Linked DNA regions of Homo sapiens: all the other regions are linked to region 1. The links are chromatin contacts, found by Hi-C or POLR2A ChIA-PET in ENCODE. All regions are on one chromosome and are shown on one strand. Each heading gives the region's core, a stretch centred on a gene start or an enhancer-like site at or near the end of the contact. The rest is flanking DNA. Distances are from core to core; before and after follow the strand shown. Region 1 holds the start of COX14 (cytochrome c oxidase assembly factor COX14). Region 2 holds the start of CSRNP2 (cysteine and serine rich nuclear protein 2). Region 3 holds the start of TUBA1A (tubulin alpha 1a). Region 4 holds the start of TROAP (trophinin associated protein). Region 5 holds the start of SPATS2 (spermatogenesis associated serine rich 2). Region 6 overlaps SPATS2 (spermatogenesis associated serine rich 2). Region 7 holds the start of MCRS1 (microspherule protein 1).

Evidence for each region. Hi-C counts contacts between places; a loop is a spot of excess contacts on that map. ChIA-PET counts read pairs that join two places held with the same protein, here RNA polymerase II (POLR2A). Pooled maps may share reads with other maps.
Region 2: a loop to region 1 is called in a pooled map, with 30 times the contacts of the local background. The contact joins the promoter of CSRNP2 here to the promoter of COX14 in region 1. A Hi-C loop is called at or near these places in 1 of 37 single-sample maps with no recorded cell type and 9 of 50 pooled maps. POLR2A ChIA-PET finds 5 or more read pairs at or near these places in 4 of 52 experiments (A673, SK-N-SH, activated T-cell and 1 more).
Region 3: a map of B cell shows a loop between it and region 1 (11-fold over the local background). The contact joins the promoter of TUBA1A here to the promoter of COX14 in region 1. A Hi-C loop is called at or near these places in 1 of 168 maps with a recorded cell type or tissue (B cell) and 6 of 50 pooled maps. POLR2A ChIA-PET finds 5 or more read pairs at or near these places in 4 of 52 experiments (CD8-positive, alpha-beta memory T cell, GM12878, activated B cell and 1 more).
Region 4: a pooled map shows a loop between it and region 1 (18-fold over the local background). The contact joins the promoter of TROAP here to the promoter of COX14 in region 1. A Hi-C loop is called at or near these places in 8 of 50 pooled maps. POLR2A ChIA-PET finds 5 or more read pairs at or near these places in 2 of 52 experiments (A673 and T-cell).
Region 5: a loop to region 1 is called in a pooled map, with 9 times the contacts of the local background. The contact joins the promoter of SPATS2 here to the promoter of COX14 in region 1. A Hi-C loop is called at or near these places in 3 of 37 single-sample maps with no recorded cell type and 7 of 50 pooled maps. POLR2A ChIA-PET finds 5 or more read pairs at or near these places in 2 of 52 experiments (CD4-positive, alpha-beta T cell and WTC11).
Region 6: a loop to region 1 is called in a pooled map, with 5 times the contacts of the local background. The contact joins the enhancer-like site here to the promoter of COX14 in region 1. A Hi-C loop is called at or near these places in 2 of 50 pooled maps. POLR2A ChIA-PET finds 5 or more read pairs at or near these places in 2 of 52 experiments (GM12878 and activated naive CD4-positive, alpha-beta T cell).
Region 7: a map of naive thymus-derived CD4-positive, alpha-beta T cell shows a loop between it and region 1 (9-fold over the local background). The contact joins the promoter of MCRS1 here to the promoter of COX14 in region 1. A Hi-C loop is called at or near these places in 1 of 168 maps with a recorded cell type or tissue (naive thymus-derived CD4-positive, alpha-beta T cell), 2 of 37 single-sample maps with no recorded cell type and 8 of 50 pooled maps. POLR2A ChIA-PET finds 5 or more read pairs at or near these places in 1 of 52 experiments (GM10248).

What each region holds. Positions count from the first base shown.
Region 1 is chr12:50,110,145-50,113,987 of GRCh38, reverse strand. It overlaps COX14 (cytochrome c oxidase assembly factor COX14), which reads right to left and starts at 1,752. Exons shown (of 2, transcript NM_032901.4): 1 at 1,687-1,752. GPD1 (glycerol-3-phosphate dehydrogenase 1) reads right to left here. Exons shown (of 8, transcript NM_005276.4): 8 at 2,675-3,843. RefSeq lists enhancers at 1,423-1,472, 1,483-1,722, 1,943-2,202, 2,263-2,312.
Region 2 is chr12:51,081,670-51,085,512 of GRCh38, reverse strand. It overlaps CSRNP2 (cysteine and serine rich nuclear protein 2), which reads left to right and starts at 1,917. Exons shown (of 5, transcript NM_030809.3): 1 at 1,917-2,174. RefSeq lists an enhancer at 866-1,492 and a silencer at 1,866-2,355.
Region 3 is chr12:49,187,299-49,191,141 of GRCh38, reverse strand. TUBA1A (tubulin alpha 1a) reads left to right here and starts at 2,062. Exons shown (of 4, transcript NM_006009.4): 1 at 2,062-2,165. The coding sequence starts at 2,163. RefSeq lists enhancers at 2,174-2,293, 1,792-2,383.
Region 4 is chr12:49,320,662-49,324,504 of GRCh38, reverse strand. TROAP (trophinin associated protein) reads right to left here and starts at 1,250. Exons shown (of 15, transcript NM_005480.4): 1 at 1,156-1,250; 2 at 753-901; 3 at 468-660. The coding sequence starts at 896. TROAP-AS1 (TROAP and PRPH antisense RNA 1) reads left to right here. Exons shown (of 8, transcript NR_120449.1): 1 at 1-13; 2 at 166-358. RefSeq lists enhancers at 1,027-1,176, 2,318-2,537.
Region 5 is chr12:49,365,442-49,369,284 of GRCh38, reverse strand. SPATS2 (spermatogenesis associated serine rich 2) reads right to left here and starts at 1,823. Exons shown (of 14, transcript NM_023071.4): 1 at 1,698-1,823. RefSeq lists silencers at 1,544-1,613, 1,644-1,693, 1,714-2,193 and an enhancer at 2,484-2,743.
Region 6 is chr12:49,427,389-49,431,231 of GRCh38, reverse strand. All of the region lies in intron 2 of SPATS2 (spermatogenesis associated serine rich 2), which reads right to left. Among named protein-coding and RNA genes, the nearest start is that of SPATS2, 62 kb to the right of the region's middle. RefSeq lists a silencer at 2,092-2,386. Within about 2 kb of position 1,816, at least 4 of the 41 ENCODE cell types and tissues checked have a DNase peak (open chromatin) inside an H3K27ac peak, as active enhancers do; they include GM12878, where a contact is called at or near this core.
Region 7 is chr12:49,566,124-49,569,966 of GRCh38, reverse strand. It overlaps MCRS1 (microspherule protein 1), which reads left to right and starts at 1,825. Exons shown (of 15, transcript NM_006337.5): 1 at 1,825-1,919; 2 at 3,126-3,245; 3 at 3,752-3,843. The coding sequence starts at 3,236. RefSeq lists enhancers at 1,326-1,375, 1,726-2,529.

The DNA.
Region 1 (3,843 bases), core at 503-3,002:
TGCAGAGCAAGACTGTGTCTCTAAAAATAATAATAATAATGATAATAAAGAAAAAAAAAAGGCTGGGCGTGAGCCACCTGTAATCTCAGTACTTTGGGAGGCAGAAGTGGGCTGATAACCTGAGGTCAGGAGTTCGAGACCATCTTGGCCAATATGATAAAACCCTGTCTTGACTAAAAATACAAAAATTAGCCAGGCATGGTGGCACATGCCTGTAATCCCAGCTACTCAGGAGGCTGAGACAGGAGAATCATTTGAACCCGGGAGGCGGAGGTTGCAGTGAGCCGAGATCGCGCCACTGTACTCCAGCCTGGGCGACAGGGCGAGACTCCGTCTCAAAAAAATAAATAAAATAACAAACAAATAAATAAATAAATAAAATAACGGCCGGGTACAGTGGCTCACGCCTGTAATCCCAGCACTTTGGGAGGCCGAGGCGGGTGGATCACGAGGTCAGGATATCGAGACCATCCTGGCTAACACAGTGAAACCCCATCTCTACTAAAAACACAAAAAATTAGCCGGGCGTGGTGGCGGGCACCTGTAGTCCCAGCTACTCTGGAGGCTGAGGCAGGAGAATGGCATGAACCCGGAAGGCGGAGCTTGTAGTGAGCCGAGATCCCGCCACGGGACCCCAGCCTGGGCGACAGAGCAAGACTCCGTCTCAAAAAAAAAAAAAAAAAATTGCGTAAACGTATGGGTAGAAGTGCGATTTTGTTACATGCATACACTGCATAGTGGTCAACTCAGGGCTTTTAAGGTATCCATCATCTTTTATCTACTTTTTGTTTGGCACTTAGAGAGTAGTACATCGGCCGGGTACGGTGGCTCACGCCGGTAATCCCAACACTTTGGGAGGCCGAGGCGGGAGGATGGCTTGAGCTCAGGAGTTGGAGACCAGGTTGGGCAACATAGGGAGACCTTTTCTCTATTTAAAAACAACAACAACAACAACAAAAAAAAAACCTTTTTTTAAAAATTACCCGGGCGTGGTGGCGCACACCTGCAGCCTGAGCGACAAAGCAAGACCCTGTCTCAAAATAACATAACATAACATAACATAACATAACATAACATAACGTACATCATGCTACGGAGGCCGCTAAAAAGAACATGGCTTCTGTCATACAGGAGCTTATGGTCTCATGGAGAGGCACTGTGAGAGTTCAGAGACAACAGCTCAAAGACAGGGTGGGGGCTTGAGAAAACTTAGCAGAAAGGTGTAGGGGTGGGAATCGGGGTGGGAGTGGAACTGTCTTTTTAGAAGGATGGCCTGGAGAAGAGGAGCAGTGAGAGCATTCCAGGAAGTGAAAGCGGTCAAGAGGTGGAGCTGGATAGCCGATATGCACGAAGGGTGCCCCGGAGAGCCACTTATCAGGACGCAGAGGTCTATAGAGCAAGGAAGAGGCAGAGTTGGAGCGTGGAGGGTCGAGACGCCAGGCAGGAGTCGAGGTTTGACAGGATTAGCGCTGAGCTCTAGCAAGACTGACCTACTGCTGCGAGGAGCTTGGGCTTGGGCAGGAAGCAGTGCAGCTCGCGGTCCGCAACGCAACAGAAGCGGGTGAATTCAAGGGCACCAGGCCTGCAGACTAGGGGATGGGAGGACGCGGCAAGCGGAGACTGGCCCAGGTGGGCGCGCAGGCAGTGGGACTGGCAGCCCCTGCTCGGCCCTAGCCGGCAGCGTACCTGGATGCTGCAGCTCCTTCGCATCCAACCGAGGCCTCCTCAGGCAGGCAGGGTCTCGAGGCCACTGTCTACGCAACTTCCCAGCACAGCCGAACGCAGCACTCGGAACCAGACACGTGAGGGTAGCGTCCCTGGACAACCCTGAACGCCTCAGCTATTGGTGCAGAAAGCAACTTTCTCCCTCCCACCTGCCGGGTTAGCCTCTAGGATTCGGCTTGCCGCGCTATAAAGGGAACTGCGCATCAGACGCGGCACAACTCCGCCCACTAAGGCGGGAGTCCGCGCAGGCCGTCACTCTGGCTGGAGGCCGGCTTTGAACTTCCGGCTTCCGGGCCCGTTATCCTTACTACGCATCCTCAGACGCGCCGTGCTCTCGGAGAGGCCCGCTGAATTCTGGGGGCTGTGGTTTCTCTCCCTCGAGGGAGGGTCTTTGGCGAGCCAAGCTCTGGAACCGGAAGTTTTAGGATGCTAAATCAGAGTCAGCCAATCCTCAGCCTACGGTGCGGTGACGTCGCCAGTAGCTGGGTAGATTTTCGCAGCCGGCCTTCTGGAGGTGGATCGCGCGCCCCCTAGAGCCCGGCTGTGGGCCTAGTCCAGGTAGGGGCCCGAGGGGCACCGCGATGCCTGGACCGCTAAGGATGCGGCAGCTTGGCCCGTGACCAAGGAATGGGCACAAGGGATGAGAGTCTAACGTTTCCGTCCCGTGTGTGATCTCTATTCTTGCAGGAGGCATGATAAAGCCCCTAAGAAGGGCCGGCAAGGCCGGGGCCAGCTTGCGGCGAGGGCGGGAGGGGGCGCTGGCGGGAGGGGAGAGAGAGGGATGGGGACTGAGTGGGCACCGCCGCTGACCCCTGGAGTAGCTGCGATTATGGAGGAGGGATTTCTTTTTTCATTTTTCCTACGGTAAGAGGGAAAACATACGTGCAATGATACGCGCCAGCACACGCACTGCCACATGCACTGAAGCTCCCTCTCCCAACTCTTCTTGTTTCTGGAAAAAACACGCTTTATTGGGTAGACAAATAGGCCTGATGGGAAGGCCTGAGTCACAGTGCACTGGGGAGTGAACAAAAGTAGGCAAAGTGCTTGAAGCTTCCCCTTTGCCCCCACCTTAACCTCCTGGGGAGGCAGCTCTGGACACTCAGTACCCAGACCTGGGCTCAGCAAGGCCTGGGGTGACTGTGCCCCTCACTCCTGCTGCCTGATCTGGGCAGCCCCACCCTTCACTGGTAAGACAGAATTCTCAAGGGATAGGCGCAGAGAGGAGCCCGCCTCCCTGGTTCATTGGAGAGTAACAGGGTTTTAGCATAATGCTGGCCAGAGCCAGTGTGCCAGGTGCTGCCACACAGGAAGCTGACAGCCCTGCTGGACGGGCGGGAGCCTCTCGGGCCCTCCGGACTATTTATAGCTGGAGGCCTAGGCTGCTGACCTGTGACATTCCTCTGCTGCCACCCCATCCTGGAGCAAGGCAAGTGCAGAGCACACTCCTCCTCCTCCCCTCCTGTTCTTTCCTCACCCCAGGGAGTAGGGTGGTTTTGATTTTCTTCCTCCTCCTTGAGTTTCCCAGCTCTCGAGTTGCTGGTGTTGTCAGTACCTCACGAGAAGGCCCTCATTCAGCAAAGAGAGCTGCCCTTGGAATATTGGTGCCCACCAACATAGGAATCTGCTCACCCTTCCCTACCGTTCATCAGCCTTTGGGCCACCCTCTGGCCTGCTGGCTTCCAGATGCCAGGCATGGTTAGCTGGTTACCCTGGCCGGTCTGGAGCAGCTGAGGAAGAGGTGCAGAGTTTGGGAGGAAGAAAGGGGTGGAGTCAGGGATGTCCTCTGGGGAGATAGCACAGGAGGGGCCCAGCTGACACCTCCCCCAGCTAGAGCTACTGAGAAGGAAGCCTGGGTGAATACAAAGGTCACAGGGAGCTGAGTGATCTGAGCCTGTTATGAAAGGTGTAGCTCTGTCAGCAGATTAAGTTCCTGCTCCCCAAAGAGGGTGCTGGCGGGGAGGGTGAGGGAAGGCTTGGAAAGGTCGCACAGAGTGGGGAGGAGCTGGCAAAGAACTAGGAACCGGGAAGTCCCTGGGGAGAATGTCAAGCCACCGAGCTACAGATGCCAGCATGGCAGCAATTTGGGTGCCAGGGCAGCCTGGGGGAGGGGGAAGG
Region 2 (3,843 bases), core at 668-3,167, 970 kb before region 1:
TCCATCTATCCAATAAATATCTATCATACTCTTAAATGTCAACTACTAGGCTTTGTACTGTGTGTTGAGGATACAGTAAACAAAACAATTCCTTGCTCTCACCGAATTTAGTCAAGTGAGACAAGACAAAAACAAATACGTGGATGCTAAGAAGAAATATAAGGCACAGGGATAGAAACTAAGGAGAAGCACCATTTTAGAAATATGGTTAGGCATTTGTGCCCGGGAGTTTGAGGCTGCTGTGAGCCGTGATTGCGCCACTGCACTCCAGCCTGGGTGACAGAGTGAAATCCTGTCTCTTAATGCAGGGAAAAAGAAATATGGTTAGGGAAGATCTCGGATATGGGGACATTCGAGCAGATATTATGTGAGGGAGTAAGTATGTGGCTAGCTGGTGGAAGCCAGACAAAAGGCCCTGAGGTAAGAGAATGATTGCCCAGTTGAAGGAGCTGCAATGAGGCCAGTGTATTCAAGCAGAGTATGGAAGGGGGAAAGTAGAAGCAAACAAGATGACAGAACAAAATGAGGGGGCGGGGTGGGGGTCGGGGGACAAGAGAATGCAGCTCGAGCTTGCCGAGCCTTATAGTTCAAGGGAAAGACAACAAAGAAGAAACCAAGGCTATGTGTCCTTGGCAAATCACATACAACTTTTGACTTCTTAATCTTGGTTTTCCCCTTTTTTTTCTTTTTCTTTTTCTTTTTTTTTTTGAGACGGAGTTTCGCTCTTGTTGACCGTGCTGGAGGGCAATGGTGCAGTCTTGGCTCACTGCAACCTCCGCCTCCCGGGTTCAAGCCATTCTCCTGGGTCGGCCTCCCGAGGAGCTGGGATTAAAGGCACGTGCTACCACCCTCGGCTAATTTTTGTATTTTTAGTAGAGACAGGGTTTCACCATGTTGGTCAGGCTGGTCTCGAACTCCTGACCTCATGACCCGCCCGCCTCGGCCTCCCAAAGTGCTGGGATTACAGGCATGAGCCACCGCGCCTGGCGCCCTTTCTTAAAAATAGGTTGCGGAAGGGCGCGGTGGCTCATGCGTATAATCCCAGCACTTTGGGAGGCCGAGGCGGGCGGATCGCCTGGGCCCAGGAGTGCAAGACCAGCCGGGGCAACATGGCGAAAACCCCTTTTCTATTTAAATAAATAAATTAGTTTGCAAAGTTGAGAAGATTTTTTTTTTTTTTTTTTTGAGACGGAGTCTCGCTCTTTCGCCCAGTCTGCAGTGCAGTGGCGCGATCTCGGCTCACTGCAAGCTCCGCCTCCCGGGTTCACGCCATTCTCCTGCCTCAGCCTCCCGAGTAGCTGGGACTACAGGCGCCCGCCACCACGCCCGGCTAATTTTTGTATTTTTTAGTAGAGACGGGGTTTCACCTTGTTAGCCAGGTTGGTCTCGATCTCCTGACCTCGTGATCCGCCCACCTCGGCCTCCCAAAGTGCTGGGATTACAGGCGTGAGCCACCGCGCCCGGCAGCAATTTTTTTTTTTTTAAAGAAAACACTCAAAGCACTCCCTCATATAAGTAGATAACTCAAGATATTGCTTGTATTCTTTATAACCTGCGCAGGCTGCAATAAGTCATATTGCTGAAGACTAAGACCCCATGAGCGAGGAGAAGGGGGGATCATGTTCCTAATGGCGTGTGGTCAGGACACGAAAGAAAAAGGGAGCTTTGGAGGAGAATTCGTTTATTTAAGATCTGTAGCTGAGTCTCCTCTCTTCCCCCATTAAAAGGTTGCAGCAGAGCTGCCGCCTCGGGAGCCGGTTTGCGCGCCGGCTTCGGCTTTGCAGCAGTTACCGCCTACAACTCCCGGCATGCTGCTGGGTGTGGGCCGGCCCGTAGACTCCATTTCCCAGCCAGCCCCGGGTCTCGGTCAGGACGTGCCGGCGCCTATAAGAGCCAGTGCGCTGCGGCCGGATCCTATTGTTAGCCGGAGCCGGGGCGGTTCTGGGCGTCTGCTGCCGGGGGCGCCCGAGTTGCCGGAGACGCCCGGCCCTCTCTGCCTGCCGGCTGGGCTGCCCACCGCCCTCCCTCCCCGCCCTGCCGCCCTGGGAGCTCCCCGGCCGTCGCCGCGGGGCCCGGGACTCGCTCGCTCCTCCCTCCTTCCCACCGGGCTAGGGCGGCGGCGGCAGCGGGGGCGGCAGAGACCATCACGGGAGGAGGCAGCTGCGGCGGGGCCGGTAATGGGCCTAGGGGTGCGGGGCGGAGGGTGCCGCCTCGTCCTTTCTCGGGATCGGCCCTCGGGCGGCCGTGGAGGAGTGGTCAAGCCCAGAGCCGTGCGGATGGAGGGGTCAGAAATGAGAGGCTCGGACGGGAGCGGTCGGGGGGCGGGGAGGTCGGGTGCCGTTGGGAAGGAACCGAGTCGGGAAGAGGCGTGGGAGCGAGGGGCACCGAGGACGCTGGCCCGGACTGCGGGGGCAGCTCGCGGGAGACCGATGGGCGGCTTGGAAGCCTGCAGGATTGCAGATGAGGATTGAGTTCGGAATGGAGTGGAGAATGATGTAGGATGGAGGAAAGTGAAGGAAGGGGAGGGGGAACAGAGGAAAATGTGGGAGGAGTGGTTGGGAATTTGTGAGTAGCAGGCAGGAAGGGATGCGGAAGGCTGGGTAGGGGCTGCAGAGGATTGGAATGAGCGGGAAGGTTAGCAGGAATCAGAGGGAAGTGGGCCGAGAGCTGAAGGGTTCGGCAGGAGTGTTCATTAAAAGGAACTGGTGACTTGACATGTCCCTTCGCTCCGGTTCCTGATGTCTCCCATATTTCTGGCGTCGTGTGGGAAAATGAAAGCATCAATTGCCCTGGTTGCTAGCTTGATCTTTTTTCATAGGCCCAATTACGCAGCCAACTGCCACCCGTCCCTTTTAGTGCTGTGGTCTTGATTCATCCTTTTAAAGGGGTTGAGAGTGGCAGTGTGACACACAAACTGTTCTTCAGAATGAAATGCTAGAAGTTATCCCCACAAGACAACACTGTCCCCTTGTCCTGCAGTTTTCAGTTCAAGGTAAATTCATAGTTCAGATTTTTTTCTTCACTGGCTTTCTGTCTTGCAAATCCACAAAGCCAGGATGTTGGTTGTGCCGGTGTTATAAATGACTGGATATCCTTGAGAGTTAATGCAGCATCATGTTCCAGTTCCCACAAAGATCTGTCTTCCACACGATGGTAGTTTAGGCATGGAAAATTCTAACCTTGTGTTAGTGAATGGGTAAAAATCGGGGAGTGGGGGTGGTGAGTGCACGGCTTTCTTTAAACACCTAACTTAAGCGGGGGGTTTTCACTTGGGTGCTTTGTAAGTTCATGATCCTGGTGATCACAAAGACACATGGATCCATGAAATTCATGGTATATGAGAAACAACCACAGTATCTTGTAAAAGGAGAAACAGGGCAGGTCATTTTATTCAGGTTTATGGTAACACAGCAGCAAGCCTTCCTTCCAACCCAGCTACAGATGGTAGCCCTGACCATCTTACTGGAGGTTTTGATTCCTTGACCTTTAGCAGAAGGTTGGGTTCCAGTCAAGTGAAGAGGCTTTCTCCTGTGAGATGTAGCTTATTACTTTGGACTCATTTAAGAAAGAGACTTATATTACCTAAACTTTGCAAATAGATTCTTCCAGAAAATTTTGCCTGGGCAGTCCCTCTTGCTGCTCTCACATATGCTGTTTTTTTTTGTTGTTGTTGTTGTTTGTTTGTTTGTTTGTTTTGGTGGTTATAGGAATCCTTTTAGGCCTGAAAAAAACTTAGATCTAGTACTAAAATATACATATTCTGGTGGAACTGTTTATTAGGTGCTAGCCTGATGTATTCTGTGCTCTGGATCTTAACTATTTCATATAACTTTGGAAAATGTT
Region 3 (3,843 bases), core at 813-3,312, 920 kb after region 1:
AATCCTTTGGAAATTGCATAAAGAACTGAGACTATTGGATAAGTGACATATTTCTTAATTAATCTTTTTATATTGTAAAGAAAATAATGTTCAAACTCTGCTTCTCATTCCAAAAAGACTTGTACATGTTACTATAGTCCAATAGTGTCTGATATATTTTATTATTAAAATTGTGAAAGTATTTTGAATGAGCTACTTATTAATCCTTATGCTTCCTTATGCCATTTAATTCTTATTTTTGTTAAATATATTTCTGGGTTCTGAAAGAAGCATTCAAATACCTAATCCTCCTGTCTCTTCTGAAATATACTTTTTTTTTTTTTTTGCTAAAGAAGTGGAGATAAGATGATGTTGAGGATTATTTTTTCCTAGGAAATATACAATAAGTAGATAAAATGATTTTTGCATTTTGGATATTATTTTTTTTCCAGAGAATATTACTGAAGCAAAATTGATCAAGTAAAGCAGAACTGTGGATGGCAGGCTAGAAAAATCTGTGGTCGCCATTGTCACACCACAACCTGCAGCAGCTGTATTCTCAAGTCCCTCCCTCCCACGCCCTTCTTAGCCTGCCAGCCTAGCAGGAATGAATGGGTTCCGCAGAGCACTGTGTGAGTAGTGCTGCAGACCCTGAAAATTTGTCTCTGAAAACCAAAAGGAAAAATTATTTGTAAAAAATAAATTTTCAACTTTAGTGGCCAAACTTATTTACCTCTGAAATTTCATCACCAACATCCAGTGGTACGAAGTCCAGTGACTTACTCCGGATCGTTGCTGAGAATGGAGGCTTCCTAAATATCAAGATAATTTTACTCCAATTTATTTCCTAGGGGTGAAAGCAAAGCCTTTTTGTCCCAAGGGACAACTGAGCAACCACCAGAGTCTCTAGCTGAACAGCAAGGGTGTGAGGCCGGCTAAAATTCCCACAGTTAGAAGCCCACTCGCAGGAGGATATTTACCAAATTGACATAAGAACTACATAAAAAGGAAATGCGTTTATTGAGCTGATGTTTCACAGTTGTCTGTGGATGGAGGCGACATTGCAAAATTCTTTTTACATTATATTATTCTCTTCTTCTTTTTAATTTGGTGTATTGGTTATTACTATTATTTTGCTTGTTACTTTCCAGACAAAAGTCCAATTCAGATATGTAACTGCACACATGTAGTACTAACTTCTGAGCTCAATTATTTCTCCTTGTATTTTCCCAATTTTCTATCAGGAAAGATGATTCATTCCAAAGGACAATGTACCATACAAAATGTGTTACATAGACTTCTCATAAAAGAATACCTCTAGTAAACCATTATAACTACTCTACGTTCACTTGCTCTTGATTATTGCCATGTTAGAACTATTTGTTCGCTTCTTTATTTAATATGGTTATTCTTTCCATCTTCCAGTTTTGTTTAGCTATTCGGGTGTGCGTGTGCCTGCAGAAGAAGCTCTGAAAATAAGTTAGTTGAACCTGAGAAACCATTTGGAATGACCGTATGGCTAAATCTTTTTTTAAATTAAAAAAATCACATATACCCAGGCCATTTCGAGCATCATGCCGATTTTCCCTCCCACTTTACGTTTAAAGCAATTAGAGATGTTGAACCCTAACAAAATGTAGTCGAGTTTAATATACTACGAGGGAGGGGCTGGCAGTCATTTTCCTTTAAATATTTAATCTAAACATAAATTGTTATTAAGGGTAGGGGGAAAAAACCTCACATAGATAATTTTAACTGCAGTTTGAGGTTTAAGCAACAGAAAGTCTTCTAACCCCAGTCCCCTTTCTTCTCCTTCCGCCCCTCCCCAACCCCGCCCCATAATGGATGCTCGGCCGACTGCTTCTGCACGGTCTCTTTGTCTAAAGGATGCAAACAGTCTACGGATGCTAGAGAAAAAGGGGTGGGGGAGAGATTACCTCATCCCACGTCGCTTGCACCAATCACCAGTCTCCTGTCATGGCTTCTCTGGGCAGATTGGGGGTCTGGACCAACAGGAAAAGGCCCCGGCCCATCCCCATGGTGACCGAGTTGTATATAGGGAGCCGCATCCGCCTATGTGCCGCAGGTTCTCTTACATCGACCGCCTAAGAGTCGCGCTGTAAGAAGCAACAACCTCTCCTCTTCGTCTCCGCCATCAGCTCGGCAGTCGCGAAGCAGCAACCATGGTGAGAATCGGCTTCGGCTCTTTGTGGCCGTTGGGTGGAGTCAGCGCCCCCAGGCTCTACTTGGAAAACCTTTAAGCTCTTTTCTTTCGTAAGCTCTCTGGGCGAGGGTGGTGGTATGTTTTGTGAGGTTTAGCTTAGCCCCAAATCCTCAAGCCCCGCCGCCGCCGCAGTGCGGGTGCAGGAACCGGGCCAGTACTGCGCCCAGGGCGCAGCAGAGCGCTGGGGAGGAACAAAGGCGGCGCCTAGGCGCCTGTGTTATCCGAGAGACTTTCGGGGGCCGCGGGCAGCCCGTCTGCCGCGACCGAGGGGTCTGGGGCGTCCCGGCTGGGCCCCGTGTCTGTGCGCACGGTTTCGCTGATGCTGAGGGGCCACTTTCTGTCTCGCGTTGTTCTCTGGGGACCGGGAGAGGAGGAGGCACCCAAAAAGAGCGGGGGCGTTGGGCGAGCTGGGGGACGTGGGAGGGGGAACGGGAACAAAGCGCAGCCTAGGGTTAGCGTGGGAAGACCCTCCGCGGTCTTTGGCGTTTTGGAAAGATACCCACACATTCCCGGGAAAACATGGTGAGTTTCTGCCGGAGCCCCCGGCAGCGGGTGTCAGGGCGGCGCAGGGGCGGGGTTGTTTGTTTCTGGCTTCTATGGCGTTGGAGCCACTGGGCGGGGTTCGCCCTCACTGAACCTCTTCTGTCAGGAGCTGACTGAAAAAAAAACAAAAAAACCTTTCATCATTGCGGAACTGTAGGCTCCAAAAGGGTTTTCTTCACTATTATAAGTTAGATGACTTTTTTTTTTCTTGAGCAAAATCATAATTCACTTCACAAGCTCTTTAATGTCTGGTCTGGGGACGCCCTGCCCTGACCGACTGAAGTGTGTGTGTGTGTGTGTGTGTGTGTGTGTGTGTGTCTGTGGGACGCCCTGCCCTGACCGACTGAAGTGTGTGTGTGTGTGTGTGTGTGTCTGTCTGTCTGTCTGGACTGCACGTTCAGCGAGGGAGAAAGCCCACTTTGTGAGCCCCAGGGTACCCTGATGGTCAGGACCCAGGGAAACGCCCTTCCCCGCCGCCCCCCCGCCCCGCCCCCACCACATCAGCGAATAGACAATGAAAGTGGTAGCCCTAAAGACCACAGAGAAGAAAACCTCTATTGGATGCAAAGAATATGAATATTATGTGATGGGTAGAGAATCTCAGGATGAAAATACTATTTTGTTGTTTTAAATAAATATTTCATTATCCTTCCACTGGGCTTTTATTCTTTGGTACCTTTTCATGTGATGCTTGTTTCTAACTTAGGAACTTTTGTGTGTGTGTGTGTTAAGATACGGATAATTTTTCAGCTTTTACAGTGGAGAAGATCTGGAAAAACCTTTTTTTTTAAAAAAAAAAGTAATGAAATTGCTACAGACAAAGAAGAATTATACTCCGCATCCCGTTGTCTTTTGTTCCAGTGCATCTTAATTAATTCATTTCAATTCAGGCACATGGTCCCGGGCGGGGTCAGAGGAGGAAAACTGGCAAAACAGCACAATGAGATCATGTAGGCAGCTGCTGGAAATAGAGCTTGCTCTGTTAAATAATGTAGCAGACAGTACAGGCTAGCACCAGGCACAGCAAATACAGCAATGCAGCAATGCAGAAGGCAGACCTTGTCTAAACTCCTAGTATTGATGGATTCTGCAGACAG
Region 4 (3,843 bases), core at 1-2,500, 790 kb after region 1:
AAACTATAGACAGGTAACAGACTCAAGCCAAGGTATATACATGTTATAAAAGAAGTGCTGCAAAGTATTAGGAGAACACAGAGCAACTGATTGTGACATGGGGAACTGGAAAAGGCTTCAGAAGAAGTGATATTTATTATTTATTTATTTATTTATTTTTTAAAGAGATGGGATCTCCCTCTGTCATCCAGGCTGGTCTCCAACTCCTGGCCTCCAGTGATCCTCCTGCTTCAGCCTCCTGAGTAGCTGTGATTACAGGTACAAGCCATGGCACCTGGCGAGATGACATTTTGCTGGAGGAAAGGGAGATCTTCTAAGAGCAAAGAGCTTTCCAGGAGCTGGGACCAGGACTATCACAGTAAGTAGGAGACAGCAGGAGTGAGTGCAAAACCCCAAAACCCCACTTTTACCCTTCCTAGTCCCCTACTCAGCCATGGAGGCCGTGTTACCATGGCTCCAACAGGTACCTGTCTGGGCAGGGGGCCCAGGCCCCACATTTTGACCCCTAGGGCTAGGCCTGAGCTCTTCCAAGGGGTTCCGAGGCTGACTGATCCCCACCAATCTTTGTGATGTCTCTGCCTGGTGCCTGGCTTTCGGCCTGGGGCCTGCTGAATCAACGAGGGGGCGTTGAATATTGAGCGGTGGTTTCTGCACCCATCTCTAGGGGAGGGAGCGGGGACAAAAAGGTGAGGTTTAGTGTTGGGGTGCATTACTGGTGTGACTACTGTCTTCCCCCATTAGGCCCCTCTTACCCTTGGATCTTGGTTCTCCTGGTCCACGGCGCACGATGTAACAGTGGGGAAAGGCGTGCGTTTCTGAGAGCGTACCGGAATCTTGCTAGGGGTAGGAGATACACCCCGGAGGAGGGGATCCTTCGTGGCTTGCCGGGTGGTCATGATGGCTACAATTGAGACGGGGAAGAAGGCAGGCAGAATCTAAGATCAAAGATCAACCAGTTCTCGGGGCACCTGTCCTGCCATCCCTGATACCTCCGCCCTAATCCACGCGCCCACAAGCCCCCGGCGCCTGCAAGACCGCTCTTATGGGTGCTATCTCCAGACACCCCGAGCCTACTCTTTCGCCCTCGGGCCCCAAACTGCCCTCCTCCCTATGAACCCAGCAGCCTTCGTTCCCTTCAAGACCCCCGTGCCTTACCTTACCGAGGCCCCTCAGGGCCTACCCAGCTTCCTCCGCTTTTCTCCTGACCCTCTCGGGTGCTGCTGGAGCTACTTTCTCAGTTTGTAAAATACGCCAAGCTCTTGATTGGCCCGGTCGCGCTCCCGCGGAGGCCCGCGTAGCCAGACTCAGCCGTCCAATCCGCGGGCATCGCAGGAGGGGCCAAAAGAAGGACCAATTGTCGAACCGCTTTCTGGCGAGGAAAAAAACTGACTCGGATCAATCAGCCAATCCGAGAGTGGAGCGCCGCTGGGAGGCGGGGAAAGAGGAAGGATGGGGCCGTTCCGAGGCCGGGGAAGGCGTAGCCACGGGAGCTCTCGCGAGGCCTCAGGACCGGCTAGGGGCCGGCCATTGGCAGGACCGGGCGAGGTCGCGGTACTGAGGGTACAGTTGATCGTTCCGATTGCTGCCAACGGTGTTGAAGGCTGGCCCGAGCCCCCGACCCGGCTTGACCATAGCACGGCGCCAAGCTTTGGGGACGCCATTCCAGATGCCCATAGAAAATATCTGCGTCCGGGCGCGGTGGCAGGCGCCTGTAATCCCAACACTTTGGGACGCCGAGGCGGGAGGATCTCTTGAGCTGAGTTTGAGACCAGCCTGGGCAACATAGCGAGACCACTCCCACCCGTTTCTCTACAAAATAATAAAATAATAATAATAATCCCTGTGCAGTGGTGCGCGCTTGTAGTCCCAGCCGCTCTGGAGGCTGAGGCAGGAGGATCGTGTTGAGCCCAGGAGGTTGAGGCTGTAGTGAGCTGTGGTCGCGCCACTGCACTCCAGCCTGGGCAACAGAGACCCTGTCTTAAAAAAAATAAAGAGGGAAAGAGAGAACATCTGTACGTTGTCTCCGGGATAAGGAACTGCCTTCAAACGGGCGGAGAGGGCTGGAGGGAATCGAACTGAGCCTAACAATATGTGTGCTCCTTGGAGCCTCACAATCCAGTGAGGTGTCTGATGAGGTGTCTTTCATTTTACGGGTAGGTAACAAGACTCATTGTTTTTGAACTCAGTTACCACAGCACCAGAATTGAATGGCTACTCACAGCTGGGGATTTCCTTGCCTCCAGGTTGCCTTTTGCAGATCTAGAGGTCTGGGGAGAGGGGGCTCACCTGCTGGTTATTGGTGGGCAAGGCTGTGAGACTGAGAGATCCTAGAATATCCTGCTTAAGATGGAAGGGGTAACCCCTAACGGGGGACAGGAAATGAACAACACTTAACAGAACTCTGGTGGATTTTCCCCACCAATCACAGAAGTTATTCTTACACAAGCCAGAAACCGAGGAGTTACTCCTTAACTCCTCCCACTCCCTTTACATATCCCATCTCTCATTCACTCTCACTAGTTTTACTATTTATGCATTTTTGGGACAGGGTCTCACTCTGTCGCCCAGGCTGGAGTGCAGTGGTGCGATCTCAGCTCACCGCAGCCTCGGCCTCCTGAGGTGGGAACCTCAGCCTCTCAAGTAGCTGGGACTACAGGTGCCTGCCACCAGCTAATTTTTGTGTTTTTTTGTAGAGACAAGATCTGGCTACGTTGTCTAGCCTGGGGTTACAGGCGTCTTTCCCAGCACTTTGGATGGCCCAGGTGGATCGCTTGAGGCCAGGAGTTCCAGACCAGCCTAGACAGTGTAGCAAGATCCTGTTTCTATAAAAAAAAATTTAAAGATACGTAAGGTATCTTTACTAATTGTATGCATCTTTAAAATTCATCTACTTTCAGGCTGTGCGCGGTGGCTCACGCCTGTAATCCCAGCACTCTGGGAGGCCAAGGCAGGGGGATCACCTGAGGTTGGGAGTTCAAGACCAGGCTGACCAACATGGAGAAAACCGTCTCTACTAAAAACACAAAAATTAGCCGGACTTGGTGGCTCATGCCTGTAATCCCAGCTACTCAGGAGGCTGAGGCAGGAGAATCGCTTGAACCCAGGAGGCGGAGGTTGAGGTGAGCCGAGATCGCACCACTGCAACTCCAACCTGGGCAACAAGAGCGAAACTCCGTCTCAAAAAAAAACCAAACAAACAACAACAAAAAGATCATCTACTTTCGGCTGGGTTTATGACTGTAATCCCAGCACTTTGGGAGGCCGAGGTGGGCGGATCACCTGAGGTCAAGAGTTTGAGACCATCCTGACCAACATTGTGAAACCCCGTCTCTACTGAAAATACAAAAATTAGCTGGGCATGGTGGCTGATGCCTGTAATCCCAGCTACTTGGGAGGTTGAGGCAGGAAAATCACTTGAACCCAGGAGGCAGAGGCTGCAGTGAGCCAAGATTGTGCCACTGCATTCTCCAGCCTGGGTGACAAGAGTGAAACTCTGTCTCAAAAAAGAAAAAAAATTTCTTACTTTCTCTTTCTTTCTTTTTTCTTTTTCTTTCTTTCTTTCTTTTTTCTTTCTCTCTTTTTCTTTCTTTCTCTTTTTTTTTCTCTCTCTCTTTCTCTCTCTCTCTCTCACTCTCTCTTTTTCTTTCTTTCTTTTTTTTTGAGACAGAGTCTTGCTCTATCCCCCAGGCTGGAGTGCAGTGGCCTGATCTCAGCTCACTGCAGCCTCCACCTCCCGGGTTCAAGCGATTCTCCTGCCTCAGCCTCCTTAGTAGCTGGGATTACAGGCACCAGCCACCATGCCCAGCTAATTTTTGTATTTTAGTAGAGACGGGGTTTCACAAT
Region 5 (3,843 bases), core at 574-3,073, 740 kb after region 1:
GAGGCCAAGTCAGATGGATCAAGAGGTCAAGAGTTCGAGACCAGCCTGGCCAAGATGGTGAAACCCCCGTCTCTACTAAAAATACAAAAATTAGCCAGGCGTGCTGGCGGGCACCTGTAATTCCAGCTACTTGGGAGGCTGGGGTCGCTTGAACCCGGGAGATGGAGGTTGCAGTGAGCCGAGATCACGCCACTGCACTCTAGCCTGGGCAACAGAGCAAGACTCCATCTCAAAAAAAAAAAAAAAAAAAAAAAGAGGCACATTGTCACTAATGAGAACACTGCACTCATTTCTTGCTTTGTTCAATTTTCATAACATCTAAGAAAAGTAACAATTTAAATCATTATTTTTGGACCTTTGTAAAGTAACCTAAATGCTACCATCCAAGACCTAGCTGAGAAATACAAACTGATTAATGTCCATAAATCTTAGATGAGTCAGCAAAACTTAATGCCCAACAAATAAAAGGCTTAACATGGACTACTTAGGAGCACACAATGGTCATTACAATTTCAAAATCGGCAATTTTCTATCTAGTACAATCACAAATTTGGTCTGGAAATCCAAATATTAAGGAAATGCAAACATCATAATCAATATTCCCAAATCACCTTAATTGAAACTGGAAGGTATGAGGCAGCCTATTTGAAGTTAACATCAAGAAATAATTTAAGGCAGAACCCCAACTCTCTCCCACAAACACAAAACCAGTAGCAGATGGCACAAGAACATTTCTCAGTGAGAAATTGCAATTCTAACAAAGTACAGGTAACTTAATTTTATCCATCACCTTTTGGTCAAACTGAAAACAAACAACCAAGCTTTTGGTTCTCTCCAAAACACTGAAATCTGCATTATCACTGACCTAACTTAAAGCAAGATATTTTTGGTGATCTGTCCTCTCCTGCTTCATTAACCGTAGGTAAATTAGGAACAGTAGCCTGCTAAACAGAGGGGAAGTAAATATCACAGGCATGTTTTATCAATAAAATGGACAAGCGATAATCAAATTATTTAAAGAACGGCTTGTACTCCTTAACAGAGGGACAAGCTTGAGAAAGATCCACTTTCTAAAAGAACCTAATCATTCTGGATGAATTATGAGAAAAATATCACTGTAGTCCAAAACTGACTGAATCTACCTTTCTGCTTTAATCCAAGTCCTAACCACATCTATTTTATGTCTCTGCGTCTGTTCGCCTGATTTTCCATTTCGTCTCCCCCTTCAATTCCAAGAACGCCCTTCTCTCCCTTATTTTCAAATCTCATTATTGCCCCCGAATGCTAAGGACCTCGCACAGCCACGGAGGTGACCTTACGCATCCCTACTGCATTCCTAATTCATTGTACTTCTCATCCCAAATGATCCTATTCTTTCGTTCTATCTCGCTCGTTGTTTCTTAAAATCCAATACCCCACACACGCTCACGCCAGAGTCCCCCCCACACTCCATTGTTTCCCCGGCCTATCCGTCTGGAAACTCCCCAACTCCGACGCGGGTGTTTCACCCGCCCCACAGACCCCAGGAACCTTCCACCCTCTGGGCACTTCGGGCCTCTAAGGGCTCACATCCCCCTCCTTCCCGTCCCCCCGCCCCCAACTACCCCCTCCCTCTTTTTCCTCCCTCAACCCGCTCCCCGCACCTCGGCGCCCTCTGAGCCCCCGCCAACCCCGCCACCCAGCACCCTTAGCCTCACCTAGCCCAGGCCCCCGCAATCGCCTCGTCGCCCCAGCTCCGGGCTCCGCGTCCCGGACGCTCCCGGGTCTGAGAAGAGGAAAGGAGATCCTCCACCTCCCCTTCTAGAGCCACCGCCGCCGTCGCCGCCGCGCTCCTCCCCCAGCTCTCTCAGAGCCGGACGCCGCCCCGCCCCCACCGCCGCCTCCCCACTTCTCTCCTGGGCCGGACTGCAGGATGCTGCCGGAGATCCAGCAGATCACCCCGACCCTCGCCCAGGCAGCGGCTCGCCCCGCCCCGGAGCCCTCTCGGGCGCGTGCGCGCCAGCCAGCCAGCCAGAGCTCAGGGCGCGTACTCGCGCCGGCGCGAATCCGGCGCGCCAAGCTCGAGGCTGTGGCAGCCAACGGGTGCGCGAGCGCGGCTCGAGCGGCGAGACGGCCCGCGCACCGGAGACCGAGAAGATCGGGGAGAGGCGCGGGGCGGCGAGAGGCGGGCTCCGACCAGTCGGGTTACCGCTCTTCTCGGGGCCCGGTCCCTCGCGTCTCGCACCGTCCGCAGGCTCGCGCGCCACCGGAGACTGGGAATTACCGGGGAAAGGAAGAGACTCGGGGAGAGGGTTGGGGACAAAGTAGATGGAAGGGGAAAACGGGTGGGACGCGAGCTCGCGTCCGCGTGCAGCACAGCTCGTACCCGGCGGCATCGGTTAGGGACCCGGCGCGCGCCGGGAACGGAGGGCCCGAGCTGAACTGACGGAAAGAGCCGAAACTCCCCCGGAGGTGGCCGAACGCGGGCGCCGCTAGGGGAGTCGAGCGCGGGGCTTTTGCTCAATGTCCGGGTTGGGAAGCTTTTTCTCTGGCCGCCGGGTACAGCGCCGCTCACTCTTCCGTACCGAGGACTTCACACCGCTTTCCCCTTCGCCTCCTTCCCGACCCAAGTTTTGTTCCAAAAGGCAATTTCAGAGTCGCCAACGACGGGAAACGCTGGGGCCTCCGGACCGCGCGGTCGCTCTGCCTCCTGAGAGAGCGCAGAGGCCGGTGGGGGCGCGGGAAGAATGACCTCGGGATCGTCAGTCGGGTTTCTGATCTACCCAGCTGTCAGCATAGCCCCTCTACGCGGCGGTGGTCGGTCCCGCCGCCCTTCGAATCTTTTCTGTTAAATACTCTCTTCGACGCCAGACTCCCAACCTCCCTGGTGCTGGAACTAACTAGTATTTGTGCACCCTTTCTGCATGCATAAAGCACTTACCTCAGTGTCGACTGGTCAGGGGTCTATTAAGAGGGGCCAGAGGGATTTAGACAGTCAGCATTGAAAATATTTATTAGAATCTGGGGCCGGGCGCGGTGGCTCACGTCTGTAATCCCAGCACTTCTGAGAGGCCGAGGCGGGCGGATGACTTGAGGTCAGGAGTTCGAGACCAGCCTGGCTAACATAGTGAAACCCCGTCTCTACAAAAAATACAAAAATTAGCCGGATGTGGTGGCACACGCCTGTAATCTCAGCTACTCGGGAGGCTGAGGCAGGAGAATAACCTGAACCCAGGAGTCGGAGGTTGCAGTGAGCCGGGATTGCACCACTGCACTCCACCCTCCATCTCAAAAAATATATATATATATTAGAATTTGTCCTCATCTTACCTTTTGAGGCCAAGCAAAGGGGCTCTGAAAAGGCACCAACAAGCTGGAGAGTGTGTGTCAGTGTATAGCTAGACACCACAGGCACATGTCATTTTGGTTTCCACGTATGTTATTGCAATCACAGTACATGTAACTGAGTAGTATAGTAGAGCTTTGCCAAGCCATCTGATCCTTGTGGTTTTTAACGTTGCTTGAGGTAAGGGCTCAAAAATCGCCTGGAGTCCAATGACCTGTGGTTAGTAATGTCTCATCTACTCCAACCATATGATTTACTGATCTAGATAAGCAGAAGACGAAGTCATCCAGCTAGGTACGGCACTGGACTATATGTTCCTTACTATTCAATCTTCATTCAAAAATTCAAATAGAAGCAAATTATCCAAATGTCTGCTTTCTTTTCATTCACTAAATTGGCACCTACTCAATGATGGTGGGTATTGTTCTAGGTATTCGAACATTTACAAAGAAGAATAAAAAAAATCATTACCCCAAGGAGAGTATCCAGTTCCAAAGGAGGATAAAGTTATTAAATAG
Region 6 (3,843 bases), core at 567-3,066, 680 kb after region 1:
AAGTGAATATGATGGAGAAAGTAATGTATTTGCACTGGTTTGCACATATATAAAAACTGTATACCTGGAAGGATAGACAAAAAACTAGTAGCAGTGATGATCTCTTGAAGAATGGAAACTGAAAAGATAGGAAACTAGGGTAAGAAAGACTTTTCAGTCTACCTTTTTATATTTTGACATTGGAATAATATAAACATCTTATCTGTTCAAAAAAATTAATAGCGCACCCTTTTTAAAAAGACCCCAGCTGGGCACAGTGGCTCATGCCTGTAATCCCACTGAGGCGGGTGGATCATTTGAGGTCAGGAGTTCGAGATTAGCCCGGCCAACATGGTGAAACTCCATCACTACTAAAAATACAAAAATTAGCCAGGTGTGGTGGCACATGCCTGTAGTCCCAGCTACTCAGGAGCTGAGGCAGGAGAATTGCTTGAACCCAGGAGGTGGAGGCTAAAATGAGCCCATATGGTGCCACTGCACTCCAGCCTGGGTGACAGAGAGAGATTCTATTTCAAAAAAGTAAAAATAAATAAGACCCTTACCCAGTAAATTAAATCAAAGCTGAAAGCCTTCATTTGAATCTAAATAATATAATTCTAACTCAGAAACCCAATCAACAGGTTCATGAAATGTGTCAAGAAGATAAATGCTAACCTACTACACCTGCAGATAATGATGGAAAACAAGAAAATGAGAGGTTGCAAATAAAAACATTCTTCTCATCTTTAAAGGGTTTTAATTATAAGAAAGTCACCAGGAATTCTCATTCCATAATATAATCAGTTTACCAATAAATATCATTTTCATCAGCTTTATAAAGAAATATGAAATGCCAGGCATGGTGGGTCACGCCTGTAATCCCGGCACTTTGGGAGGCCGAGGTCGGCGGATCATTTCAGGTCAGGGGTTCGAGACCAGCCTGGCCAACATAGTGAAACACCATCTCTACTAAAAAATAATACAAAAATTAGCCAGGCACGGTGGCGTGCTGTAATCCCAGCTACTCGGGAGGCTGAGGCAGGAGAACTGCTTGAACCTGGGAGGCAGACCTTGCAGTGCGCCAAGATCACACCACTGCACTCCAGGCTGGGGGACAGAGTGAGACTTTGTCTCAAAAAAAAAAAAAAAAAAACAAGAAATATGAAAAAGATGGCCGGGCATGGTGGCTCATGCCTGTAATCCCAGCACTTTGGGAGGCTGAGGCAGGCAGATCACTTGAGGTCAGGAGTTCAAGACCAGCCTGGCCAACATGGTGAAACCCTGTCTCTACTAAAAATACAAAAATTAGCTGGGCGTGATGGCGCGTCCCTGTAATCCCAGCTACCTGGGAGGCTGAGGCAGGAGAATCACTTGAACCCAGGAGGCGGAGGTTGCAGTGAGCTGAGATCATGCCACTGAACTCCAGCCTGGGTGACAGAGTGAGACTCTCAAAAAAAAAAAAAAAAGAAGAAGAAGAAGAGAAAGACCTAAATTCTAGGCCAGGCACAGTGGCTCATGCTTGTAATCCCAGCACTTTGGGAGGCGAAGGCTGGTGGATCACTTGAGGTCAGGAGTTCAAGACCAGCCTGGCCAACATGGTGAAACCCCGTCTCTACTAAAAAAATAAAAATACAAAAATTAGCTGGGTACGTGGTGGCACATGCTTGTAACCCTAGCTGCTCAGGAGGCTGAGGCAGGAGAATCGCTTGAACCCCAGAGGCAGAGGTTGCAGTGAGCCGAGATCACACCACTGCATTCCAGCCTGAGTAACAGAGTGAGACTCAAAAAAGGAACTAAAAAGGGGATTTCCTCAGGTCAAAATGGTGAATATGAAACCTTTCTCTAAGTCCGCTTTCTCAACAATTGGCACCACTGGCACCAATTTTCTACTTTAATCTAAAAACTCTCCCATAATTGTAAGACTTGATCACCATAAATTTTATTTTGAAAAAATGTTTTCATTTTGAAAAACCAATTAATTTTTTTAATAAAAAAAAGAAACCTCAAATTGGAACAACATAGAATTTCTGGAAATTTAAAAGACATTCTAAGTGGGAAATCAGAAGCCACATGATACCACAACTCCTCTTTACTACTATTAAAAGACAAAAGGTCCTCCAAATTGCTTAACATTAGTCATCAGCAGCAGCTGTAGATGTGGGAGTAGAGGGAGCTCAAAAGGAGCAGAGCTGGAATACATGTTTGTCTCCTCCTATTTTACTGCTAGCTCAGTAGTTAGAGCTGTCTGCGCCCTCCTCCTCGCACAGGTGGCTCTAACCCAAACCCAACTGAGCTAAATTATCCTCAGCTGTATTACTCTTCATAACGGATTTAAACAATACTGATAATTTTATTACCACCCCCTTACACACACATATAAAACTCCGGTCCTCAGCAAGCAGCTCAAGGGATTGGAGGCAGCTATTAGGCAAAAACAAAACCAGGCAATTAGGAGCAACTATATTCACTGATTCTAACCCATAAAGGGAGATTCCAAGCATATAGAAAAAGCAATTTCTAAAAACCTTGTTAACTTAAAAAATAATTAACTGATCAACTGTTATTTAACATAAACCTACTATGTGCCAATACTGATGATAAAAAATTATGAAAGATGGAATATTATTCAGACTTTAATAGTAAGAAAATTCTGACAGGTGCTATAACATGGATGAACCTTGAGGATATTATGCTAAGTGAAATAAGCCAGTCACAAAGAAACAAATACTATATCATTCCATTTATATGAGGCACCTAGACTAGTCAAATTTTACCAAAAGTAGACTGGTAGCAGCCAGAGGCTAGGGGGAAGAGGGAATGAGAGTTACTGATTAATGGGTACAGTTTCAGTTTGGGAAAATGAGAAAAGTTGTGGAGATGGATGCACAAGAATGTGAGTGTATTAATACCACTTCAAAATGGTTAAAATGGTAAACGTCATGTTATGTGCATTCTACTGAATTTTTGTTTTTTTTTTTTGTTTGTTTGTTTGTTTTTTGAGACGGGGTCTCGCTCCTTAGCCCAGGCTGGAGTGCAGTGGCGCTATCTCGACTCACTGCAAGCTCCGCCTCCTGGGTTCACGCCATTCTCCTGCCTCAGCCTCCCAAGTAGCTGGGACTACAGGCGCCTGCCATGGCGCCCGGCTAATTTTCTGTATTTTTAGTAGAGACGGGGTTTCACCGTGTTAGCCAGGATGGTCTCGATCTCCTGACCTCGTGATCCGCCCACCTCGGCCTCCCAAAGTGCTGGGATTACAGGCATGAGCCACCGCGCCCGGCCTGAAATTTTTTTAATTAATGCAATAAGAAAAAAAAAATGAAAGAAAAAGTTGATTTCTTGACCCAGCAAGAAGACTCTAGAAATACTGATCAAGGGGTAAAAATGCAAAGAATACCAATATCATGAAGGTTTTTAAAGAGCTAGTATAGATCTTACAGACATTAAAATTATAAGTCAAAAATATAGATGACCTTATGCCAATACATTTGAAAATTTAGGTAATAAATTTCTTGAAAAACAAGTTACCAAACAGACTCACACACAAAAAAGGAAAATTGACATAGTCCTGTAACTCTAAAAGAAATTGAGGTCATAATTTAAAATTCTCTCATAACAGAAAGGGTTTCATTTCTTATTTATTTCTGGTAGGAATGTAAACTGGTACAACTTCTTTAGAATACAGCATTATTTTGTAAAGTAGTACACTTGTCAATCCTATGATCCAGAAATTCAAGTACAAGAGAAATTCTTGCTCATGGTACATTAGAAAACACGTAGTATTCATAACAGTTAAGAAAATGGAAACAACCCAAATGCCATTAACAAGAGAATAAACTGTGATGTATTCACTAAATGTCTGTACTG
Region 7 (3,843 bases), core at 576-3,075, 540 kb after region 1:
GAGTTTGAGACCATCCTGGTCAACATAGTGAAACCCCATCTCTACTAAAAACACAAAAATTATCCAGGCATGGTGGCGCACACCTGCAATCCCAGCTACTCAGGAGGCTGAGGCATGAGAATCGCTTGAACCCGGGAGGTGTAGGTTGCAGGAGCCGAGATCGCTCCACTGCACTCCAGCCTGGGTGACAGAGGAAGGCTCTGTCTCAAAAAAAATAAAACAAAATTTAAAAACCATGTATTAAAAAACTGGAAAATAATTAGAGAGAAGAATTACTACTACTACCACTTGGACATGTGTTAACATTCTGGTGCATTTCCTTCAACTGTCTTTTCCTTTGTATGTTTTTAATAGTTATCATGAATTCATATATATTTAATAACATTAATATTATTAATGTTCTGTGTAATCACTTTTTATAAAAATTATTTCAGGCCGGGTGCTGTGGCTCATGCCTGTAATCCCAGCACTTTGGGAGGCCGAGGCAGCCTGATCATGAGATCAGGAGTTCAAGACCAGCCTGGCCAACATGGTGAAAACCTGTCTCTACAAAAAAAAAAAAAAAAAAACTTAGCTGGGCATGGTGGCACGTGCCTGTAATCCTAGCTACTCGGGAGGCTGAGGCAGGAGAATTGCCTGAACCGAGACCCGGGGGCCGGAGGTTGCAGTGAGCCGAGATTGTGCCACTGCACTCCAGCCTGGGCTATGGAGCGGGACTCTGTCTCAAAAAAAAAAAATTTCATTGGTTTTCTGATATTTTCACAAGTTTACATAATATATTTAATCAAGTGCCTGTTAAAAAATAAAACACACACTCTTTCATGGGAGTTAAAATAAGTACATACTCATTAAACAAGTCCACAGAACAGTAAATGAGGTTGGTACTCTCGAAGCAGAGGGCCATAGTATACCGTCAGGGCCAAAAGGGCCAGTCTCTCATTTGACACTTGAATTCCCTAGCAATGTCCATGTTATGTGTTCTTGACACCTCTGATGGACAGCTTTGGAACTGAATCTTTCTTATTCTGAGCTGAAGTATGTCTCTCTATAGCTGCTAGACTTTAGTACCTCGCAAAGGAAGCATAAAACAGAATTCCTCTTTTAGACAACAGTCTTTCTAGTTTTCCGGAACATCTCTCACAGCCCCAAATTCCCAATTTTTCCGACAGGTTCGTTCTCCCACCCCAAGATTCCTTCCAAGGCACTCTCCTCTGAAGGTGCTTCCATTGGTTTTCTCTCTTACCTCCCGGCGACCACAAGTGGCCCCAGCCGTCCAGGTGGGGTCCGGCTGACGGGACCAAGTCGACACTACTCCTTCTCGCAGGGTCTCTTCCTTCTCAGTAAAGCGGCCCACGATCCTCCATCCGCTCCTCAGAGAGCCTCTCTGCCCTTTCTGTCCGCCACATCTCCCTGGCTACATTATCTCCCCGACTAGTGCCTAGCAGGCGGGCCTGATAGAAGTTTCTCTAAAGGCTCTGGAGGAGTCAAACAATGCATAAGGTCCTGTGCAACCCTCAGACTCCTATACCTCGTGGGAATTTGGAAGTCGAAATCCAGTCCGCGGTCCCGCCCCTCCCCGGGTCGCCTCAATTAGCCCCGCTCGGTCTCGCCCTAAGTCTCGCCTTTCCCTTTAACCAACCCCTCAAGCCGGGTTACCTCTCCGGTGCCTATAATCCTTAACGTTTCCCTATATGCTGTCCCAACTAGGAAAGCCTTTACTTTCCGCTATTGGTAAAATATTTACACTTTCCGTACCATGGCCACGCCCCCTTCACACACGTTGCCAAGACGAACCGGAAGAGATTGCCAGCCCCCTGGTTCGTTAACCGGAAGTAGACGTACCTCACGGAAGCCGGCTTTGGCCCTGCGGCTGCTACCGTCGCCGCGGAGAAATTGTTGGATCTGGCAGTCTAGGAATGGTGAGACCTCGCGGTTCGCCTCTGAGGGTTCTCAGAGGAGTTGGGGATGAAATGGAGTTTTGCAGAGTGCCGCCGGGGACGACCACCCCCCAAGTTTGGGGCCCCGCCCCAGTGGCGCCCCGAAAAGCTGCGCATGCGTGGGCCGGACCGGGTTAGAATCTGGCTCGAAGTGTTACGCATGCGCAAAGGCATGGAGACCGTGGGGTGAGAATGGGCTTGCGAGTTTACCCCCACCTCCCCAGCCACCAGCCTGTGGGTCTCAAACCAAGGCTACTTGGTGCTCTGCTTTGAGTTGCAGAGGTGACTTCATCAATGCTCCTACCCCGAGTTCTTGAGACAGACCTGGACCGATCCCCTACCTTGGGTGTGCACTCTTGGGAGAACGAGGGGCGGAGGGTCCGGTAAGGAAGGGGCACAGACCCTACCTCAGTTTGCCGGCAAGCTCGGGCCCCTTCGCCCTCTCCTCAGATGTCAAGATTCTTAGTCGTAGCCTATGGAGCGGAGAGCGACAGGCTCACCTGGGGACAGGGCTAGAACACTGAGCTAAGAGCCACCCTGGTTAGAAGTGGGGACTCACGAGAGGAGCGCCCCGAGAAAGTCCAGTACCTGGGTTCTCTAGGGGTTGTTGGGGCACAGCGTGGTTGATAATCACGCAGTTCCCAAACAGTGGTTTTTGGTTTCCACGAGATGGTATCTCATGGAAATACCACTTACTAAATCTTCAGTAAAAACCCCAAATGGAAAAGAAAAACAAAAAAAAAACGAGATGGACTGGTTGGAGTTTTGTCTCCCTTTCTTTTTTCCTGCTTTGGCCTGGGAGGGGAAGGCTGGTGCTGCTGAGCTGAGTGGACAGCTGAAGTAAAGAAAAATGTGGGCCAAAGAATCCCTTGTCTCTTGCTAGTTTATAGTCAAGGCGCTTAACCTAGGAGATACCAGTAGAATTAAAGGGTCTATGAACCCTCTAAAATAGTATGTGTTTGCACCCTTTTCTGCAGTCCATAGCTGTTATCATACTCTGAAAGGTGCCAGTGACCTTCACAAGACTGATGTCTAAGGCTATTATTGGCAGAGTGGGGCCTTATGCCTCTTTCCTGTCCTTATGTCTTCCCTAGCTTATGGGACCCTGGGGGACCTGAGCCAGTATAAGGAAGTGAGGCTGGCCAGTTGGAAATCTGAGCCTCAGGGAGCCTCATTTCTCCTTTGCAGAATCTCCTCTCAGCCTTTAAGCTCACCTGGTCAGAATCCTTGGATGAGCCTGTGGGACCGTTCCTCCTAGCCCGGTGGTTTGGAACCAGTGGCTTTGGGACTGTAAGAGGATGGACAAAGGTAGTATGAGGCCGGGACAGCTCCCCAAATGCTCGGGCGCCAAGCATCTGCTGATTCCACTCTGTGCCTGGCACGTGTGTCTTTCGGTCCTGGCTAGGCCTTGCCACCTCCCCCTGGGCCAGCACCACCCATGTACCTGTCGGCAGAGCCACAGTTGACTGACTTGCTGTTGAGCTGCTGCTCTTTAGCACGGCTGCATTTTGATGGCAGAGGGAGCAGTTATGCCCAGAGCCCAGCGTGTCGGCATCACCAGTCTGACCTGAGCACCATGTGCTGCACGACATGACACGTGGCACCGGGGGAACTGCCCAGCGTGGAAGGTCTGGGCCAGGTCTGAGCCCAGATGGGATCTGGATGGCCAAGGAACTCTACCTTAAAACCTCAAGTGTCAAGGAGGCAGGGGAGGGGCCAAGAGGGCTGGCAGGGGAAGGGGGCTGGGGAGGGGTCCCATTTGCAGAGGCTCTAGGATCTTAGGAGGCCCGAATCCACCATTTCTCTCTTGCTAGATTCTCAGGGGCTGCTAGATTCATCCCTGATGGCATCAGGCACTGCCAGCCGCTCAGAGGATGAGGAGTCACTGGCAGGGCAGAAGCGAGCC